Linked DNA regions of Homo sapiens: region 2 is linked to region 1. Evidence: chromatin loops called from intact Hi-C (ENCODE). Cell type or tissue: endothelial cell of umbilical vein. All regions are shown on one strand. Links, peaks and the distances in the headings refer to the core of each region. The heading gives the core; the rest is flanking DNA.

The links. Hi-C counts contacts between places; a loop is a spot of excess contacts. Peaks named below come from ENCODE experiments on the same cell type or tissue, not always from the same donor. Only the 100,000 strongest peaks of a DNase experiment are listed, where the experiment ranks them.
Region 2: a loop joins it to region 1, with 21 times the contacts of the local background. A loop is called at or near these places in 5 of 110 quality-filtered maps.

What each region holds. Positions count from the first base shown.
Region 1 is chrX:34,347,431-34,353,556 of GRCh38, forward strand. No RefSeq gene overlaps it. Among named protein-coding and RNA genes, the nearest start is that of FAM47A, 220 kb to the left of the region's middle. In endothelial cell of umbilical vein, for the core only: no CTCF peak of the experiment used is centred there; a DNase peak (open chromatin) is centred at 3,281; H3K27ac peaks cover 706 bases.
Region 2 is chrX:34,628,468-34,634,593 of GRCh38, forward strand. TMEM47 (transmembrane protein 47) reads right to left here. Exons shown (of 3, transcript NM_031442.4): 3 at 1-2,024. The coding sequence ends at 1,846. Among named protein-coding and RNA genes, the nearest start is that of TMEM47, 26 kb to the right of the region's middle. In endothelial cell of umbilical vein, for the core only: no CTCF peak of the experiment used is centred there; a DNase peak (open chromatin) is centred at 3,544; H3K27ac peaks cover 771 bases.

The DNA.
Region 1 (6,126 bases), core at 311-5,310:
GATCCAACCCCCCTTGGCCTCCCAAAGTGCTGGGATTACAGCAGTGAGCCACCGCACCTGGCCGACTTGAGACTTTTAAAAGCTCACCAAGCTACTCAATTACTGTTTTTCACATTTGAAAAATAAATGAAGCTTTTTCTAACTTTAAAGTTATATGATAATATGGTCATTTTCAGTTTTAACTCTTTAATAAAGATTCCCCATCTAAACTCTTATTTATTTCTAAATTCCTATGAGTAAGTAGATAGTTGATTATTTGAAACTTTCACTGATTGGGTCCTTTCCACTCAAATAAAGCCAACTGATCCACAGAAATATACTTAAACCGTCCAGAAGGCAGATCTAAATGTCTCCCTACAATCATTGTATAATAATATATCTTTAATAAAATTCTCTGTAAAATTGATTACTAGGAGGTCTTAAGTGTTTCACAAGCCTAAATATGTTAATTAAAGAAGTAAAATGTGTGTTTCATTGTTTGGTTTTTATATGTTTTATTTTTATTAAGCTATTTGCTAGAAAAAATATGTTTCTACAAATAGTGTGCACACCATACCGTGCATCAAAAGTGGAAGTTATTTTGGCAAGAACAGAATCCTCATTAGCAGTTAGCACTTCCCAGTAAATTTTCAATAATATTAAAATTAGCTATGGATGCATTTATGATACTGTCTTTGTTCACCTTTTATAACTTAAAGCCACTAGAAATTGTTTTCAAAATATATATATAAATATTCATGAATTACTTTATTAGTATTTTTCATAACTGAAAGATCTGTCTCAAGTCCCACTTGTCTTACCTCTTCAATAATAGGCGATAAGTGATGTATTGTCATTTTTGCAAGCCCAAATGTTTCACATTTGTGAAAGGAAAATTGTGACCAGGAGAATTTGTGATGTGACTTTATATAAAAATATATGTGTGTAAATAACTATGTGTGTGTATATACACACATATATATTCATATATGTACACACATACACATATATGTGCATAAATTCTGTATGTGTGCAAACATATATGTGTGTGTGTTCATACATATATATATCCACCCATCTTTCCACTCACCCATCCATATATCTATTAATTTAGCTTGCTATCTTCCTGTATACAGTATTACTACAATGATAAAATGGGATCAGAGTTTCAAAAAATTTAGAATTCAAAAGATCCTAGCAGGTAACTTGGAGACAAAGAATTTTATTCCCAGAGCTCTAACACTCCAAGAGAGAATCGGTACTAAGAACCCAGTGGGAAAATAATCCACATGTACTGATTCCCAGTTCAATTTCATTCCCCAGCACTACACTGTCTTTGCACAGATATTTGATATAAAGATAGATATATACTGAACCTTAGAAAATAGTGTCAGTAGTAAAACTACTTTATGTGCTGAATACCCTGCTGTCAACAAGATTTTCATTTGAGTTTTGAAATTTACTGATGATTACTGTCAGTCCCACCTCCACCTCCTGTCTCTCCTCCTAGGCATTTTTCAATATGAGGAGGACTTCCTGTCAGATATCAATCAGTTCTTCCAACCAGAATTATCTATTAAAGTATTGTCTTTAAATCAGAGAAAATTGATGTTTATGTCAAAGACAGCTTTGCTGACTCACATACAAAAATTACAAATAGCATTTGACTGCTCTATCCTCAGCTATATGATAACTAGATAAGTGGAATATTCTTTCTACCATAATTTTGTTTTATAGCAAGACACAGGTACTAATTCCATGCAGTACATGCCTAATGTAATGATAAACAGATGATCCCTAGCATAGCTAAACACTTTAAAGAAATTTCTTTCTCAAGTAAGACATTTACCTTTTTTTTTTTTTTTTTTACAATAGAAGAGTTTTGATCTGCCCCTGTCATCCCCAACTGAATTAGTTACATGATTTCCTTTTTTTTTCTTTTTTTTTTTTTTTGAGATGGAGTCTCGCACTGTTGCCCAAGCTGGAGTGCAATGGCGCAATCTTGGCTCACTGCAACCTCCGCCTCCCGGGTTCAGGCGATTCTCCTGCCTCAGCCTCCCAAGTAGCTGGGATTACAGGCGCACAGCACCACACCCAGCTAATTTTTTCTACTTTTAGTAGAGACGGGGTTTCATTCACTATGTTGGCCAGACTGCTCTTGAACTCCTGATCTTGTGATCTGCCTGTCTCGGCCTCCCAAAGGGCTGGGATTACAGCTGTGAGCCACCAAGCCCTGTCGATTTCCATTCTTTATGTTTCCAGCTTATCTATTTCCCAAAGACCAGGTCATATCTGATTACCTTACAGTCTATGAATATATTTTTGTGTGTGTGAAGAGTGGGTCTACAGTAGGAATAAAGTTTGCCTATAGTCATTTTCTATGTTGCTCTAAAATTATTCTAAACTCCTCTAATAAAAACTTACAAAGAAACCAGACAAATGTGCATATGGATATGACTATGAACTAGGAAACATCCAGATGCCTTGGAAAACCCTAAGAGAAGAAGGAATAACTCACGATATGTGGAAATGCAAGTGAGATAGGTGAGCTGGAAAATATATCATCAGTATAAGCCTTAGATTTATTTTGCATAATTGAATAAAATTCTTTAAAAATAAAAAGGTGAGTGTTTTAATTAAACTTGACAAGTGACAATTAAGTTAAACATAATCTTTTGTTTACAATCACTTTGATTGGAGACAGAAGGAAATTAGAAATTAAAGTTTGTTGGCTGGGCACGGTGGCTCACGTCTGTAATCCCAGCACTTTGGGAGGCCAAGGTGGGCGGATCATGAGGTCAAGAGATCGAGACCATCCTGGCCAATGTGGTGAAACCCCGTCTCTACTAAGAATACAAAAAATTAGCCGGGTGCAGTGGCATGCACCTGTAATCCCAGTTACTCAGGAGGCTGAGGCAGGAGAATCATTTGAACCTGGGAGGCAGAGGTTGCAGTGAGCTGAGATCGTGCCACTGCACTCCAGCCTGGTGACAGAGTGAGACTCTGTCTCAAAAAAAGTAAAAAATAAAAATAAATAAAAAATAAAAATAAAAAAAGTTTGTTAGAAGCCATACTGTGATTAGCAACATCTATATGAAGATACACCCTCCAAAAATGTCTCCTGTTTATTGTTTCTTTGTTAGAAGAGCTCTTGATTTTAAAAACGACGCTACAGAGAATATAATTATTTTTCAATCATATGTTCCCCAGTCAACAATTTTGCAGAAATAAAACATACTTGTATCTCTAAACTCAAGATAATTTTCATAACACAATGGTTGGGGAAAATCTTGATTACATTCCAACAACATTTGGTAAGACTTCCGAATCTTGTGTAAATATTTTGAAAAGCCTGCAATGTGTCTTAGAAAGGAATGTGAAACTCTGATATTACTGGGGTTGAGAGAAGTCATGTTACTGCAAACAAAGGATTTTTGTTAACATTAAATTTGTTAATAGATTGTTAGGTGATTGGGAAATGTTGTTTTAAAATATATACACAGAAACATAATAGGTTTTTAAAACATTTGTTTTATTCCATTTCAGGATATTTGTTGGGGTTGTTGGCAAAACATTAACTAACATTTTACAAGATAAAATAGTAAGAAATAGCTTCTTGGTTAATATGTTAAATATACTTTATATTTCAGAACTATTTTAGGTTCACAGCAAAATTGATAGACAGTATAGAGTTTTCCCATATGTCCCCTGCTCCCACACATGCATAGCCTCCCCTATTTGGTACATTTGATACAATTGATGAACTCACATTGACACATTAGTATAAACAATATGACTCCATAGTCCAGATGCCATAGTTTACATTATGGTTTACTTTTGGTGTTGTCAACAATATGGGTTTGGACAAATGTATAATAACATGAAGCCACTGTGAAAGAAAAATTTGAGACAAATTTAGCTGCATTTAACTGAGCAAAGAATAATTCCAGAATTGGACAGCCCTCAGAACCAGTAAAGATTCAGAAAGCTCCACTGAGCAATGTGGGCAGGCAGTATGAAAGAGAAGGGGAGAGAAGGGGAGGGAAGGGAAGGGGAGGGGAGGGGAGGGAAGGGAAGGGGAGGGAAGGGGAGGAGAGGAGAGGGTGAAAGAGATGTACAGAGAATTTGATTGATTTTAGCTGGGTATTTGCCTTACATGTACACAGCCTGATCAATTGACCACCTGTGATTGGCTGAAGCTCAGCTGCTGTCATTGGCTGAGACTCAGCTATTTGTTACAAGAATATATTCTTAAGATAGGTTGAAGTATGTTTACATACTAAGTTAGGGTGTAGTTTGCTATGTAGGGATTCAAAGTATGAAGTCAGCTTTAGGCCAAACTTAGTTTAACGGCATCATTATAGTATCATACACAGTAGTTTCACCGCCCTAAGCACATCTGTGTTCCTCAATTTCCTGGTTAATATTTTGATACAAATTGTCTTATGATCATGAATGGATTCCTAATGTTAAACAGGAGATACTTTTACAAATAATATTTTGTTTACTTTGTTTTACAAAAATATCATCTTATCTTTACCACAACACATTAATTTAGTTATTATTACCATTTGCAAATAAGGGAACTGAGGCTAAGAGAGGTTAAATAACTTGCGCATGGTCACATAGCTCATGAGTGGAGGAGATCAGAATCCAATTCAATAGCTCCGAAAGTTTTAAATATGTAGGAGTACTAAGTTCAACCAATCAAATATTTATTAAGTTTCTACTGTATGTAACATTTGCTATTAGGCATTATGGAGGGCAAAGAAAAATACCTGGGGTCAGGTGCAGTGGCTCACATCTGTAATCCCAGTGCTTTGGGAGGTTAACGGCGGAGGATCTCTTGAGGCCAGGAGTTTGAGACCAGCCTAGGCTACATATGGAGAGTCTAAATCTACAAAAATAATTAAAAAATTAGCCAACCTTGGTGGCACATGCCTGTAGTCCTTGCTACTCAGGAGGCTGAGGTGGAAGCATCATTTGAGACCAGGAGTTTGAGGCTGCAGTGAGCTATGTTCATGTTAATGCACTCCAGCCTGGGTAATGGAGTGTTTTTGCATTACTGGAGTTTCCCATCAAGTAGAAGGAAAGTGCATACATTTCTTTATTATAAAGATCTAAAAGGAGATTTAAAAGTTAGGAAGATGAAAAATGGCAAGTACTTATGCAAACAGGAGTTTTATAGGCCATCTTGATGAAAACTATATTTAATATAGGACTTGAAGAATATAGATCTTGCATAGGAATTTGATATGAGCTAGGGCATAAAGGGTAGGACATTGCAACCACAGCCTACAATGGGAACAAAGGCCTGGAAGCAATGGTGTCATATCAGGGAGATGTAGGCATGCATATCCTCAGAAGCACCTTCCTTTTTTCTTTCCTTCTTTTCTTCCTCTCTTCCCCCATTTATTTATCTACCCAGAACGTGTTTATTTAATATCCACTATGTTTCAGGAACTGAATAGTAAAACACAGATTGATCCATTCTTAGTATACACACATTTTTTTTTTATTGGAGGAAGGGGTAGAGATCTGTGATAGAGCATAGCAAGCAAAATTTTATTTTAGATGAGCTGGTCAGGAAGGTCTCTCCATGGAAATGACGTTTAAGCTGAGACGTGAACGATGAAAATGCAGTAATATTGGGAGAATCAGAATGACATTAGGAAGGACTTGCACATTTTCTTTTATTCTATATACAATAAGCTTTCAAAGATGTTTGAAGAGTCTGATGGTTAATATTGAGTGTCAACTTGATTGGATTGAAGGATGCAAAGTATTGTTCCTGAGTGTGTTTGTGAGAGTGTTGCCAACAGAGATTCACATTTGGGTCAGTGGATTGGAAGAGGCACACCCACCGTCAGCCTGGGTGGGCACCATCTAATCAGCTACAAGTGTGGCTAGGATAAAATCAGGCAGAAGAATGTGGAAGGACTAGATTGGCTGTCTCCCAACCTTCTTCTTTCTCCCGTGCTGAATGCTTCCTGCCGTCGAACATCGGACTACAAGTTCTTCAGCTTTTGGACTCTTAGACTTACATAAGTGACTTCCCAAGGGGCTCTCGGGCTTTTGGCCACAGACTGAAGGCTGCTCTGTCAGCTTCCCTACTTTTGAGGTTTTAGGACTTCTTGCTTCTCAGCT
Region 2 (6,126 bases), core at 513-5,512, 280 kb after region 1:
GTAAGACTAAACCTGGTACTTCATATTCGTGATTTTATAGAAAATTCATGTGTGTTTTCTAGCATTTGGATAATAAAATAGGTTTTTTTTTTTTGGCTGTTGTTTTTGGCAACCATTCTTAAGACAAGCTGAAAGAAGAACTGTGTTTTGGGAGGTAAAACAAATTATTAAATACTATCGATGTGGTCCTGCTCTTAACAGATTTTGCAATACAGTAACATATAGCTACTTTTAAAGTAATTTTTCTAATGCTTCTTTCTGCAAGAGGGCCAAAACCAGAACATACTGTTTTAGTGTCTTTGTTAACAAAAATAATTATTTATAACTTTTATATTAGAACTGTATATTTGATATAAAAATATGTTTATAATTAAGCTATCCAAATTTGTATATTAAACAGAATTAACACAAGTTTGCAGCATGAGATTAGTTGCAAACTTATTCCCTATTATTAATACTTCCTTCCATTGAACAGTCAGTAAGTAATTCCCTTAACATAAATCCATCCTAAGTGTGTGCACAAATCGGTTAGCCCATCAGTTAACTTCAGAGGACCAGGTGATAACCAGATGAATTCTACTCCTCTACTGAGACATTTAGATATTTATATAAATCTATCGCTATTCCTTTCTTAAAAAAATGAAGACATTTAAAATACTTGCAAAAAATAGCAGCCTTCTATTTTAATGAATTTTACACAAAATGATCATCCTAATTGCTACTCTCTTTTCAACTACAGTGCTTACAGAGAATCATTAATTTTCAGATTAACACCATTTCAATTTTTATTCTTAGGCAACTCTATTGACACTTTCCAGTGAAACAGTAAAGAACATAGAGCAAAAGCTTTAAGGTACCATACTTTTGTATGGTAAATAAGTATGAATACCAATCTAAGCCTCTTAACAATGTGTACAAGGTTAGTGCTCAAACCACTTCACTAGAGTAAATATTAATTTTACGTGTGATAGGCAAATGTATGTGGAGGGTTAGGGAACAACTTATTACCATTTATACTAATGGTTCACCTTCTATAAAAACAGTGAAGCTTGTTACATACGCACACTTGTTTGCTGCAATGTTTGGCAAATGATTTAAAGGGTACAAAAGCAACTCATGCAGATTTCTTTCTGTTTGCCCCAGGAAAAACAGAGATCCTCAATTTTTCCCCAGTCTAGATAGGGCTGAGGCACCAATTTCTAACCACATAATGAGAAGCACATGTCTCCAAGTCTTGACTCTCTTCCCAGGGAGACGCTGATTGCCAAAGCATAACCTCCCATTAAAAAGAGTGTTCCTGAAGGTGGAATGTGTATCATTAACCAGTTACATTCACAACTCCCATTAGATGCTGAAGGGCAGTTCATTTTTCAAGGGCTCACTCAAGCAAATAACCAACAGCCAATGTAGTCATTGGGTAGGATAAGCAGGCGGTAAGGGCTCTAACAGTGGAATCCTTGTCAGCGCAAAGGAACTTCTAAATGTTGCTTATGCCAACTGCTCCCCTGCAGGCAATAGGAGATTGAGGCAAATCTCATTCCAACTAGTTTCTCACAATGGTTGCTGTCATATAGACCCTTCATTTGTCAAGAAAAACGATATGAACATATTGGAAGTTTGCAGCATTTGCCTATGTCTAATCAGCTCTCTTAATTTGTGCAGATTTCTAAAATGGATGTAAAAGCTGGTTATGATGTTGACAGCCAAAAGGCAAAAAAGATTAAATCAACTGAGCAAACTGCTTGATGCTCCACAAGTGTTTTAGAAAATAGTAAGTTAGAAAAGATGCAGACGTAATCCTTTTGTTGGATGGTGGTGGTTGTTTTTACTTTGAGACTATTGGTTCTAGTAGTAGTCTTCATAGTTCTTAGGGTTCAGGCAATAAAGGATGGCACCCCCAAACGAAAATATAGTTGCACCCCAGGCCAGGCCATAACCCCAGTTGAACTCATGGTAAATTTTCAAGCTCACAGTTTCAATGAACTTGATTGGGTAAAGGACCAGGCTGCAAACCTGTAAAACAACTGAAAGAAAAGCAAATCAAAATTAGAAAATGTTATTTGCAGCAAATAAAATAATATAAATATGTAACTATATATGTATGAGAGTAACTTTGTAATCAAATATACATAAAAGCCAAAAATTTTAAAGATGGCTTGTTCTAGATGGTATACTTTAAAATACTAATAATTTTTTTGTTTAAATACCTTTTCCCAATATATAAGAATTATCCTATTAATTAGTAAATCATTATTAGTATAGATAAAATAATTAGTGCAATATAATAATTTATATGAGCATACAAAGTAGTGATTTTCACCTTAAAAATATAATTATCATTATTATTATGGCAAGTAGTACTAGTTAAACTAAATTGTGCCACTAATAAACCGTATAAGTAGCTCCTCAAGAATAGTGACCCCAGCCAGGTGCGGTGGCTCACGCCTGTAAATCCAGCACTTTGGGAGGCCCAGGCAGGTGGATCATGAGGTCAGGAGTTCGAGACCAGTCTGACCAACATGGTGAAACCCCGTATCTACTAAAAATACAAAAATTAGCCCAGTGTGGTGGTGTGCACCTGTAATCCCAGCTACTCAGGAGGCTAAGGCTGGAAAATCGCTTGAACCAGGGAGGGGGAGGTTGCAGTGAGCTGAGATCATGCCACTGCACTCCAGCCTGGGCGACAGAGCCAGACTCTGTCTCAAAAAAAAAAAAAAAAAAAAAAAAAAAAAAAAGAATAGTGACCCCAATGCCAACTGAAACTCTTGTTATTTATTTATGCTATTAAGGAATTAGGAAATTCAAATTAATTTCTACTGATGCAACTGGTCATCCTGTGAGTGATAATGTGCTTTTGATGTTGTTGCTGCTTTGCAATACTAACTCAGCCCAATATGCCAGAAAGTCTCACCATGATGTCTTTGCTTACATTACTCTGATCCAAAGCTACTTTCATTATTTTCTTCTCATCCACTCTATGCCTCTTGTCTTTAAAAAGTGGCTTAAAAGTTATTAACAGATGATATTTTCATATCTGTTTTCCACCTACTTTCAAAAAAGAATTAAGTCGATAAAGGCAAGAGAGATAATGGTACAGGAAAACCTAGGCCAATTATGGCTACTGTAACAGAGGTCAAAACTTAGCTCTTAGTCCCTGGTTAGATCCTACTTCTGTCAGGGCCAAAGGGGAAATATGATTAGTCATACCGAATAAAATAAACCAAAATAATCAGGAAGGGAATGTTTATTTTGTTTTTGTTTTGTTTTGTGTTGTTTCTACTATCTAAAATAAAATGAAATTTATGTTGTGGATATGCACAAGACATAATGTCTTCCACTTAAAATTCTTAACTTCCTATTAGATCAATTATTATGTAATTTTATTTTAATTAGTTTAACTACAATTAGTTAACTACAGCTTCATTCTCTACCATAGGACAGCTTCCACCCTCAAGAAATAGACAATCTTTTTCCCTAAAAAATACAGAGTACAGTTATATTTAACAGGGGTTGGCAAACTACCAAATCTGGTCTGCTTTTTGTTTTTGAAAAAGTTTTACTGGAACACAGCCACACTCATTCATTTACGTATTTTCTATGCAACAATGGCAGAGTTGAGAAGCTGCAAAAGAAACCACACAGCTCACAAAGCCAAAAGTATTTACTTTCTTGCCCTTAACAAAAAAAGTTTGCTAACCTCTGATATATGAAATAATTTTAGGGGGTAAAATAATTTTTGTTTAATTCATCTGAAAAGAACAAAAATGTGAATAATTAAAGAAAAGGAGGGAACAAACTGACATAGTAAAACTATATACATAAATAGTTTTGATATCGCTTATATGTTTTAAAAAAGAACACTAGGATGGATAGAGTGTTTAATTAAAATGGAATTTTATGTTTTAAAATGTACTCTCATCTATTTTTAGCCCATGTAAAAGATTATTACCAGTATGATGAAGATTCCTAGAAAGTCTACATAACAGTCATCTTTCTCTCCCATAAAACTGATGAAATACAGCAAATTCATGAGGAAATGATTCCTCAAAATTTCTTTCTATAAGGCTCTGGCTAGGTGTCAAAGGACCGACCTAGAACTAGATATAAAAACACCCAACATTTCTGCCGTGTAGCACAACACTGCTGAGTCAGCACTTTGCCTACCATTACTACTGAGAGTGGATACACAAGTAAGTTTGTATAAGAGGATACCCTACTGATATCCAAAATAGAAATCAGACCTTCTCAGAAAAGGTTTTGGTTGTTGTTAGGACTCAGCTGACGGCATATTGTATGACCCACACTTCATCTATTTCCAGTTAGTAAGTGCTAAAATGTGCATTAATTTTAAAAAAAGCCCAGTTGGCTCTTTGCCTTTGTGAGGAAAAGGGAGCTTTCATGTTTTAAATGTCTTAAAACTAACAAGAAGTCAATTACTATCAACCATAACTACAGAGAAGAAAATTCCAAAGTTGCCAAGTACATTTGAAAAAAAAAAGGCACTTCTCCTTAGGTTTCTATACTCTGTTCACTCGTCAAATCTGTACTGATCCTACCAGGATATGACTGAAACAAGAATGTGGGTTAGGTATAGTAATTCATTTACTCATTCAATAAATGCATCCATTCAATAAATATCTGAATGTTTCTAAAGCGATACAGTTTAAGGCATTATGCTATCAAAAGAGACAAAGCTGCTACTCTCATGGGTAGTCAGTCCATTAGTAAACAAATATAGAATATAATGTCACATATTGCTAAGAGACAAGAAATGCAAGAAAGCAGACAGAACACAGGGATGAGGGCTGCTCTTTTAGATCAATCGTGAGAGAAGGCTGCTCTGAGGAGGAGATATTGAGCACAGATCTGAATGAATTGGGGGTGCAGAACAACATAGTGGGGACTGAGCATTCCCACGTGAAAGGCATAGGCACTGCAAAACTCCCATCACAGGAGCATATCTGGTGCACTGGAACAGAAGTCAGAAGGCTGTGATTGCAGTACAGAGAGCAGGAAGGGAGAAGCATGAGATATGATGGAAGAAACAGCAGGGGCCCTTCGTGGTTCATGGACAGCCTGTGAACCATATCTGGGGTCTAGATTTTATTCTACGTGTGACAGGCAGCTGGTAGAAGAGTTTGAGCAGAGAAGTAATAACTAATCTGAATTACTCTAAAATGATTACACTGCTTCTTTTGTGAACTGACTAGTCCCTGGAGTGAGGTGTTTACCTACGCTGCTTTTAATATTCATTTCAACGTGTTTTATTTAGCAAATATTTGGCCTCCATGGTATAATATAATGATATAATTTCCCTCTAGTGGAAAAATGGAAATACAACTCCATTAGGCCCTACTGGCATACTCTCCCGAACAACTTTCTTAGACTTTTATTGTGTTGGAGCTCAATAAAAATTACTGTAAAACACTTCATGCCTCTGAATTATTCGACTCCCTTTGGAATCACAGAGAAAAATGAATGTAATAGCAAAACTGAGAAAAATATAATTCTGCATTTGTAAATAATTTTCTCCATGTAATAAAATTCACAGATGTAGGTAAAAATGCCTCCTTGCCTTTCATAGATGCTGTAGAGGGAAGAAAAAAAAAACATAAAGAGTTCAGAAGTCAGGAAAATGCCATTATACTATATTTCTATTTTACTACCAATCAATGAAACAAAATAGGCATTGGATATGGTATTCTCTATGCTCTTCCTCAAAGATAACATAGGTACAGCTCTGGAACATTTTAGAATCTTAAGAGATTTGGGGTTCATTTTATGCCCCCTGCACTTTTTTGAAAACAGGCAATGAAACTACTAACCATGAAATTGTGTGGATCAGAGGCATGACGGGAATGTAGACCTACTAATTCTTGTGTTTTATTCTAGTTTTAAAGGGATATTTTTCAGTGTTTTCAACACTAAAATATTCAAAGCATTGATATTGAAATATTCAATATTTTCTTCTAAGAAGGACATTTCACTATTTTGATAAACATATATTGGGTGCCTACGTGCTAGATGAAGGGGATAAGATAGATAAGACATGGCCCTCGCCCTTTGATGATTCATACTCTGATGGTGGAGACAGGCACACAAGTAATTATAAATCAATGCATTCAA